Linked DNA regions of Homo sapiens: region 1 is linked to region 2. The links are chromatin contacts, found by Hi-C in ENCODE. All regions are on one chromosome and are shown on one strand. Each heading gives the region's core, a stretch centred on a gene start or an enhancer-like site at or near the end of the contact. The rest is flanking DNA. Distances are from core to core; before and after follow the strand shown. Region 1 holds the start of ARX (aristaless related homeobox). Region 2 holds the start of PTCHD1 (patched domain containing 1).

Evidence for each region. A loop is a pair of places that touch in the nucleus more often than their neighbours do. Pooled maps may share reads with other maps.
Region 1: a loop to region 2 is called in a pooled map, with 19 times the contacts of the local background. The contact joins the promoter of ARX here to the promoter of PTCHD1 in region 2. A Hi-C loop is called at or near these places in 5 of 37 single-sample maps with no recorded cell type and 8 of 50 pooled maps.

Annotation. Positions count from the first base shown.
Region 1 is chrX:25,013,430-25,017,604 of GRCh38, reverse strand. It overlaps ARX (aristaless related homeobox), which reads left to right and starts at 1,640. Exons shown (of 5, transcript NM_139058.3): 1 at 1,640-2,063; 2 at 3,807-4,175. The coding sequence starts at 1,868.
Region 2 is chrX:23,331,937-23,336,545 of GRCh38, reverse strand. It overlaps PTCHD1 (patched domain containing 1), which reads right to left and starts at 1,697. Exons shown (of 3, transcript NM_173495.3): 1 at 1,320-1,697. The coding sequence starts at 1,670.

The sequences.
Region 1 (4,175 bases), core at 391-2,890, 1.7 Mb before region 2:
GCGATGGCTCGGGTTCTCCTCCGCTCCCCACCACAGCCCGCCCTATCATCCAAGTGCAGAAAAAAACGGATGAGAATTAAGCTAAAAGCCAGAGAGAGAGAGAGAGAGGGACAGAGGAATTCTTTTTGTCCTGTCTTTAATAGTAGTAGTAGTATCAGTATTAGTATTCGCATTATTAATGTGCCTGTTCCCAACCCTTCATCCCCTCCCCCCAGTTTTGTCTTGAAGTTTCCTGCGGAGGCAGCCCGATCTGTCTGCTACCCACCCACCAGCATCCAAGAGTTATGCAGATGTTTATGGCTGAAAAAAAAAAATCCCAGTTATGCATCCTTGTATTTTTAAATACTGACTGTAAGTGATTCAAGTATAATCCTTTGTAAAATGCTTTTCTCTTTGACACATTGAAGGGAGTTGAGAGAGGAAAACCCGGCGTGGATTCCCCCTCCCTGGCCCCTCTCTCACCCACCACCTTCGCCCCAATTCTGCCAGCGTTGGGGCCCCTGGAAATCCCTGGGAACCTGCACCCAGGCAGGGAAGGCGTCCGTGCTGGCCCAGGCTCGACCCAACATCAGTTGGAGTTGGGTTTTAGTTCTCGGCGCTGGAAACTGTTTGGGAAGAAAGGCGCTCTCTCTAAGGTTCACTCTCTCACCTTTGCTCAAGGGAGCCAGGTCATGAGAATTCAGAATTTTAGACGCTTAGATTTGGCTGCAGCCGAATTTGGGTTCCTTCCACCCTGGAGAGGTCAGGGATCCCTGAGGGTTCTGCTCCCTAGCTGCGATTGGAAGGTGAACAGCCTCAGGGTGAAGGCCTAACAGATACGAATTTGTGGGGGAAAGAGGGAAGAGAGTCCAGGGAGAAAGAGGAGGCCCCCAGACTCGTCCCCAGTCGCCCCTCCTCGCTGCTGATACTCGCCTGTCCCTTCCCACCCAGTAAATGCTCTAGGGAAGGCCGCGCGCCTATGGCAGAGCTTTGTCTGTAAGGAGGCTTTTTCCCATTCCAGAGTTTAAAACGGAGAGGAGAGCGGTTGGGGGACGCTACAAACAAGAGAGACACAGTCGGGCTCAGGGTGAAGATAGACAGCGCAATGCCTTGGGCCGCAAGAGAAAAGCGAACTCCCAGACGGCAGATGTTTGCTTGGGGCGGTCACCCTGGCCCCCCGACGCCCGTCCGGCCTAGAGAGGACGGCAATTGAGCGCCAGGGAGGTCAAGGCGGTGTCCTGGGAGCCCAATATCGGCTTTGAAAAGTGCCGAGTGAGTCTGAACGTGAGCCTCGAGGCCTCGCCTCCAGGGAGCGAGGTCCTCGGGTTGGTGGAAGGGGCGCACGCCACCCAGATGGCATTCACAGGCCTGGCATCCCAATAAGCTAGAACTTCGGCCAACACTAAAGGGTCAAAGGAGGAGCTGCAGGAAGAGGATAGCGGACTTAGAAAATTGGTAACTTAAAAAAAGAAAGAAAGAAAAGGAAAATTGGCTCTGGTGCGTGCCCGCTGCCCCCACCCCCGCCTGCCCCTCTGGAATCCAGTCCGGGCTTTGCGCCGCGCCCACAGGCCGACGCAGCCCGGCCTCTGGCGAGAGCCAATCAGAGGGCGCCTCTCAGCACGTGGAGGAGAGAGACTCCAGAGCTCAGCGCCCGCTGCTCACTACACTTGTTACCGCTTGTCCTGAGCGCGGAGAGGGCGAGCTCGGGCCGCGGGCAGGGCGGGAGCCGGCAGCCGGCAACCAAGGGAGGCAGAAAGGCACAAAGATCGCAATAATATCCGTTATAACCCGCTATCTAACCCCACCCCCAACACACACCCATCCATCCCACCCTCCGGGAGAGGCAGCCGGCGATCCGCTCTCTGCGCCCTGGGAAAAAGCCCCAGCCATGAGCAATCAGTACCAGGAGGAGGGCTGCTCCGAGAGGCCCGAGTGCAAAAGTAAATCTCCAACTTTGCTCTCCTCCTACTGCATCGACAGCATCCTGGGCCGGAGGAGCCCGTGCAAAATGCGGTTGCTGGGAGCCGCGCAGAGCTTGCCTGCTCCGCTGACCAGCCGCGCCGACCCGGAAAAGGCCGTGCAAGGTAAGGATGCTCCCGTCAGGCACTTACTAAGGGCATTGGGCCCTGATTTGGATGTTTGGTGTTCGGGGGCCAGTGGCCTGGAATTGTCAATTTGGAGAGGAAGGAAGGAGAGGGCATAACTCTGAGGCCTGCTGCCTCAAAGAGCGTTAAACATCTAGCCAGGGCTGTCTCTCCCTCCCTCCCTCCCTGCTTCCAGAAAAAGGCCCGTTTTCGCTTAGGGAGCCTTTAGCTTTTCGGTGTTGATCGTTAGGTTGTTTAAATGCCCCTTTTGGTGGCCTTGGGTGTGCTCTGAAGAGCGGCGACAGGTCAGAAACAGTAGATGGCCGGTGGACCCTTGTAGCACCAACTTGATGAAGACAAGAAGCCCAAAAGCTGGTGAATCGGGGTCTCCAGGCTGAGTGAGCCTTGGCCTTTCCTCTTTGGAAGATTTCTGTATATGCAATGTTTTGGTTTTATTTTTTTAATTGCAGATTACTTGTGACCTTTTAAACCCAAGCTTTGCAGAAAACATCTTCCTGGGATTCTCCAAATGCTCCTTAATGTATTTAAAATGTATGAAATGTGTGACTTCTGGATGCTAATTTTTTCTCTGCTATTTTATTTTTTAAAATAGACGAGCTGTTTAAAATATTTTATTTTTTTCTGAAATTAAAAATTCCAGAACAAATGTCCTTTTACCCCGAACCTGTTATCCTCAAGTTTCGCCTCGAGCTTGCTGCAGAGGTGTCGCAGGGAAAGGAAAGAACTGTTGGTTTCTTTTAAAATCCAAAAACCAGCGGTCCGGCCATAGCGCAATTTGGATGGCAGGAGCAGACGGTTGAGAAGGGGGCATTTAAATAAAACTGACTTTTTTCTTTTCTTTTTTTAGCCTGCAGTGGCACCTATGCCAGGCGCTTCCTCAAAAGGAAGGAGCGGCCTGCGCCTGCTGCACTCCCACTCCCTCTCTGCCCCAGACCTTTCCCAGAACATTTTTGCCAGGATGATTTTTCTTTGCCTTTTTGTGCAAGAAGCCCCCCCACCCTCTCCCGCTGTGGGCTGTTGGGGCGCGGCCTGCACTTGGGGCCACAGGGCCGCTTTCCCCCACCCCGCCCCGCAGCGGTCGCCTTCAGGGCTGCACCCCTCTTGCCAACCCTTGCCCTCATGGTGGAGCAGCGGGCAGAGGTCATGCGCAAAGTTTTCAGGATAGTGGTGATTTTCTTTTAAAGTTGTAGAATGTTTTCGGATTTTCCTCTGCCCCGACGTGGGAAGGGAAATAAAAATGAGAGAGTAGGAAAGGGGAAAGAGAAAGGAATAAAGAAGAAAGAAGGAGAGAGGGGAGAGAAAGCCTGCAAAAAGAGAAAGAAAGGGGGAGAGAAGGAGAAAGAGAGGTGAGGAAAAGAAGGGAGGGGGAGAAAGAAAAAGAAAAAAGGTAAGGAGAGAAAAGGAAGGGAGAGAGGGGCAAGAGGAATAGATAAGGGAAGGAAGATAGGAAATAAAAGGGGGAGAGTGAGAGAGGGAACGGAAAGAAGGGAGAGGAAAGGGGAAAAAAGAAGGAACCCAGAGAAAGGGAGAAGGAGAGAAAGAAAGAAAAAGAAAAAGCAAGAAAAGTGGAGAAAGAGGCCAAGGCGTCGAAGTCTGGTGGTGCGCGGTCCCCGCACGCCTGGGCCTAGGCACTGGGGGAGCAACTGCGGGCGGGCCCCGGCAGCAGCCCTGGCTGGGACTCCCCGGCCGGCCGGCTGGCTGATAGCTCTCCCTTGCCCGCAGGCTCCCCTAAGAGCAGCAGCGCCCCGTTCGAGGCCGAGCTGCACCTGCCGCCCAAGCTGCGGCGCCTGTACGGCCCGGGCGGGGGCCGCCTCCTTCAGGGTGCGGCAGCGGCGGCGGCGGCGGCGGCGGCGGCGGCGGCAGCGGCCGCCACGGCCACGGCGGGTCCACGCGGGGAGGCCCCTCCGCCGCCACCGCCAACCGCGCGGCCCGGGGAACGGCCGGACGGCGCAGGGGCCGCCGCGGCAGCCGCGGCCGCGGCCGCCGCGGCCTGGGACACGCTCAAGATCAGCCAGGCGCCGCAGGTGAGCATCAGCCGCAGCAAGTCGTACCGCGAGAACGGGGCGCCCTTCGTGCCGCCGCCGCCCGCGC
Region 2 (4,609 bases), core at 448-2,947:
ACATAGGAAAATAATGAAAATTAGCTTGTCTCTAGGGATAAACTATTACCTGTAGAGGAAAAGAAGAGGAAAGAGTTCCCCAGGTTTCCCGGCAGACTCCCCTTGGGATAAGTAGACTAGAAATCTAACCAGCCTCTAGTACCAGATCTGGACTAGAGACTCACACAAAACGATCACCTTCCATCCCTCTGCACCAGAGTCCCAGCTGGGACTGGTTCTTGTCTGCCCTCCCCAAAGGAGAACCTTAAGTAAACAAGCCCCACAGTCCCCATCAGGGATTCAGATGGAACATTCTCACCTATTTTTACTTTTCTCTCCCGAGGTCTCCACTTTTCCATCTCTAGTCCTCACTCCTCTGCTTTTCTTAGGAAGTTCCTGAAAGTTACCACCATTAACCTCACTTTCCACATCAAATTCCCACCTCAAGCTGATGGCACAACCGGTTTCTGCGAGTGTCACCCTCTAACCAGCTGCTCGGTTTCCTGTGCTCTTCTCGGGGTCACACAGCCTGGCTTCTGTTCTCACCCTTCGGGCTCTGCCCCTCACCCCCATGCTCAGATGCACCCAAATAAAAGTGGATTGATCGGTTCCCTCTTTTCCCAAAGTTTTGGCATTTCTTGAGGAGCTACTGTGAAAGACGAAGGAACTGCGAATTACAAACATAATTTCATACCCTAGAAGATAGAGATGGCTACCTCGCTCCGGAGAAGAGAGCAGCAGGGCAGCCCCCTGTCCTCGCCAGAGACCACACTTCTTTCTGGGTGGGTGGGAGGCATCTTCATCACCATCCCGCCTCACATTCTTTTGTCCTTTCCCAACATCCCACACCAACAACCGTTCCCCAAACACTCCGGGGGGCCAGAAAAAGGGAGAAACAAAACTGAGGACAGGGAGGGGTATCTCGGAATCCCCTCCAAGCATAGTATTTTGTTCTCAAGTAGTAGGACTTTCCAGAATGTCTTCTCTCGTTCTGCTCCTTGCTGGCCCAGTTACCCCAAAGCCTCCCCACCCCCAAGCCCACTGCGACCAAAACAAGCGCACCGACCACAGCACTGTGGCCGCCGCCGCCCCAACTGTTGCAGCAGCTGCGGGGTGGCGGTAGAGGCGACGCGGGCAGGGCCGGACCCGGACCCCGACGCTCCTTGTCCAGGAGGCTGGGAGGCTCCAGTCGGCCGCCCTGGGGCGCGCGGTGCAGGAGAGTCCCTGCGGCAGCTGCCTGGGCTAGGAGAGGTGGCGCTCTCAGCCGGGACCCCAGCGCAGAGCCAGCCCGACCGCGGCCGCGGCGCTGGCGGAGTCTGCCCGCACCCGTCCCCTCTCACCTTTAAGATCAGGTCGGTGTGATGCTGGTCCAGCATGTTGGCTTTCTGGAAGGAGGTGACGATGACCCGGCCGTAGCGCCCGGGGGTCTGCAGGTCCGAGTAGAGACGGTGCTTGGAGCGGTTGACCGGGAAGAGGCTGTTAACGAGGTTGCGCTCGATCTTGGCCAGGCTGTGCTGGGGCGCCAGCAGGTGCTCCACGCTCTCCTCGACCTGGTAGCGGCTGAAGCTGGCGCCGAGCAGGATGGAGATGAGCACCGGCGCCGAGGCGAAGAAGACAGGGTGACTGGCAATGAAGTGGCCGAGCCGGGAGAAACACGTCCTCAAGCCCCTGTGCAGAACCTGCCGCAGCATCCTAGAGCAGAGCGGGCGCGGGAGGAGGGCGAGGCGCACGCTCGGCGCGGGTTCGGGCGGCGGCGGCGGCGGCGGCGGCGGCGGCGGCAGCGGCGCCCGCGGCGGCGGCGACGGCGGCGGCGGCGAGACCCTGAGCTCTCCCGGAGCCGCGGCACCACCATCGGGGAGTCCCGCGCCGCGCCTCGGGAGGGTCCCCTCGAGCCGGAGACACGCCCTCCTGCCCGCGGCCGCGCCCTCCCGGAGAGCCCCCCAGCTTGGCGGCCTCTGCGCCGCCCCCACTCCGCCCTACCGCGTGCGCCCTCCCCACCCCCCGCGGCCTCCCCGCCAGGGGGGCTCCGCGCCGCGCGGCCGCGTCCCCTCTCAGCGCGGGCGGGGCCCGGGGCAGCCCCCGCGGCTCGTCATGACCCCACTCACCCGACCCCCAAGGCCAACGACGGGGTGGCGCGGGGAGCGGCGACGGCGCTATCGCCAGGAGACTCTGCGCGCCCGCCCAGGAACACGAGGACGGAGAATTCCAGGCTACACCCAGTCCCCTCCCCTCCCTTCGCTCCCCTCCCCCGGTCCGGCCCGCCAAGCTCGCTCTCCCCTTCTCTGCCCTCCTCCGGGAAGACCCAGAGATAAATAAAGAAATGGCCCCGATTTTCCAAACAAAAAGTAAAGAGTTCTCAGGAGTGGGGGGAGGGGGCGGGTGTCGGGCGGACCCGCTCAGAGCCGAGTCTCTCCAGAGGCTTAAAGGAGCAGGCTGAAGACTGCGTGCGTCCCGGCTCTCGCCAGGCTCAGGTGGTGGCGCGCACTGGCTGGTGCCGAGAGGGGGTGGGGAGCGAAGACGCTCGAACGTGGAAATCACGCCTCCTTCCAAATAAGAACCGTTTAAAATACCCCCAACACTGCAGCTTCGGCGGGACCACGGGGTCCGGGTGTGTGTCTGGAGCACGTCCACTCAAAAGGTATCCGTGGAGAATCTTTCTCTGTGGCTCTAATTTAGGGTCGCTCCAGAGTGGATTGGGGCTGGCCAGCTCTGTTGCACACCCCCCAACCTCCCACCCAGTCCTTTAGTAATAAAAGTGCTGATAATGACGGTCAGTCGATGGAACTGTCCGTCGCCTGGGCTCCCGGGCTCCCGAGCTCCGGGGCTCCCCGGCTCCCGGTTCTTCGCCCTGCCTTCTCTTCCTCCTCCTCTCTCTGTCGTCACCAGCAGGTCTGGGGGACCTGGTGCGGCGTGGCTGGCGCGGGCGCCCCTGCGGGCGTAGAGTGTTTGAGAAAGGCTGGCCAGGGAGTCAGTAGCATTAACCCCCTTCTCTGCCTCACTCCGCCCTCTCCTCCCCTACATGCGAAGGTGTGAGAGTGGAGGGAACCTTATCTCAGAGCAGGAGAGATACAGGTCTCCGAGCGTGTTGAGCCGCAGGGGGCGCGGGGGAGCCCGCGGGGCGCCGACGGCTTGGCAAAGTTGGGCGTGTGCGTGTGCGCGCCAGCCGTGAGCTAGCAGGCAGTCACCGTGGTTCCCCTCGCACTCCCCCTCCGGAGAATTCCCCGAGAAGGCGGGCGCCGGCTTCGGCCCCGGGATAGACCTGCGGCGGCGGCGGGAACGGCCACGCACAGGTACAATTTAGCGCGTTTCATTTCGCGCTCCAAGCTCCTGGGTCTGTCCACTGCAACGCAGACCGAGCGGGATCTCGGAGTCTGGGTCACTGAGGCGCTCTCTCCAGCCAGGGGGGTGGGATACAGGGCGCGGCGAGGGGTCCTCAGACTCCGCGCTCTGAGCGCTCAGCCTCCCCATCCCAAGCCTTTGGTCGCTACAGCTCAGTCTCCCAGTGCCAGGGGTCGAACGGGAGGCGGTGGCCCGCACTACGGAGCATAGACATGCATATTAATCAAAGCTGAAGGAAGACGAATAGGGACAGGAAGAGGAAGGGGAGTGGGGGGGGGGGAAGAAAGAGGAGAATGGGTAGGAGAATGCGCCTCGGGGAGGCATTTCCCTAACGTTCCCATTCCAGACTCCCCTACACCTAGCGGCCCTTCACTTCTCAAACTGAACTTGGGAACTTGCACGTTGGAAACAGCAAGTCGCGGTTTGGGAAATCCTCCTTATTTGATGATCTCCTCCCTTCCCCCATACCGGACTTCCTTCCTACCTTTCCTCAGCAACACCTGCTCCTGCTGCGCTGCCCACCCCGGGGGCGCACCTGCCCTGCTCTGCTTGTGCTCCCTAGATCCTTCCACCCATTTCTCGTCCACTTTCTGTGCTCATCTTCGTTATTCCCTACACTGCTCTGTTTCCAGAGGCTCCCCGCGACGCCTAAGTCCAGCAGCTTCCAGCTGACTCCCCTCCCCCAGTATCGCCGTCCCTGGGAGGGACACATTGGAAGGGGCTAGAAATTCCCCTGCCACACTCCACTCGTGCCGTTCCCCCAGCATCTTAATTTCTGCTCGTGGAGGTGCCGCTGCTCTGCAGCGCTTTGCTGATTCACCATGATCGCGGAGGGAAAAGCCTCATTGACTTGTGCCCCTGCAAGCGGCGAGGCGAGCGCGAGTGGCTGCGAGGGCACGCGCTTTGGGAAACCACCCACCATTGCGTAGCCGAGGTGCTAAATGACAGGGTGGATGCCCTGCGTGGCTCTCAGCCCGGGCAGACGGAAAGATGGAAGGGCGGGGAGGAGGGGTGGCGGTGGGAAATACTGCGAACCCAGCTCTTTGCGACTGAGCCAGCGGCAGCTAGTGGGTGGGCACTTCTCAGGAGGCCTAAAATCGGTCGCTGCACAGGGAATGAACAGAGCTGTTTCATGTGCCCCGATGCCAGCGCAGGGATAAAAGTAAGAGAAGGAAAACCAGCCGACAGGTCTGCTTAGGTGCCTTTAACATTTTGGCGAAGCTGTTTTCATTCTGAAGTCTTTGACCCTCCGATTGGCTCCCTTCCAACCTCGGTTCGCCCTCGTCCCTAG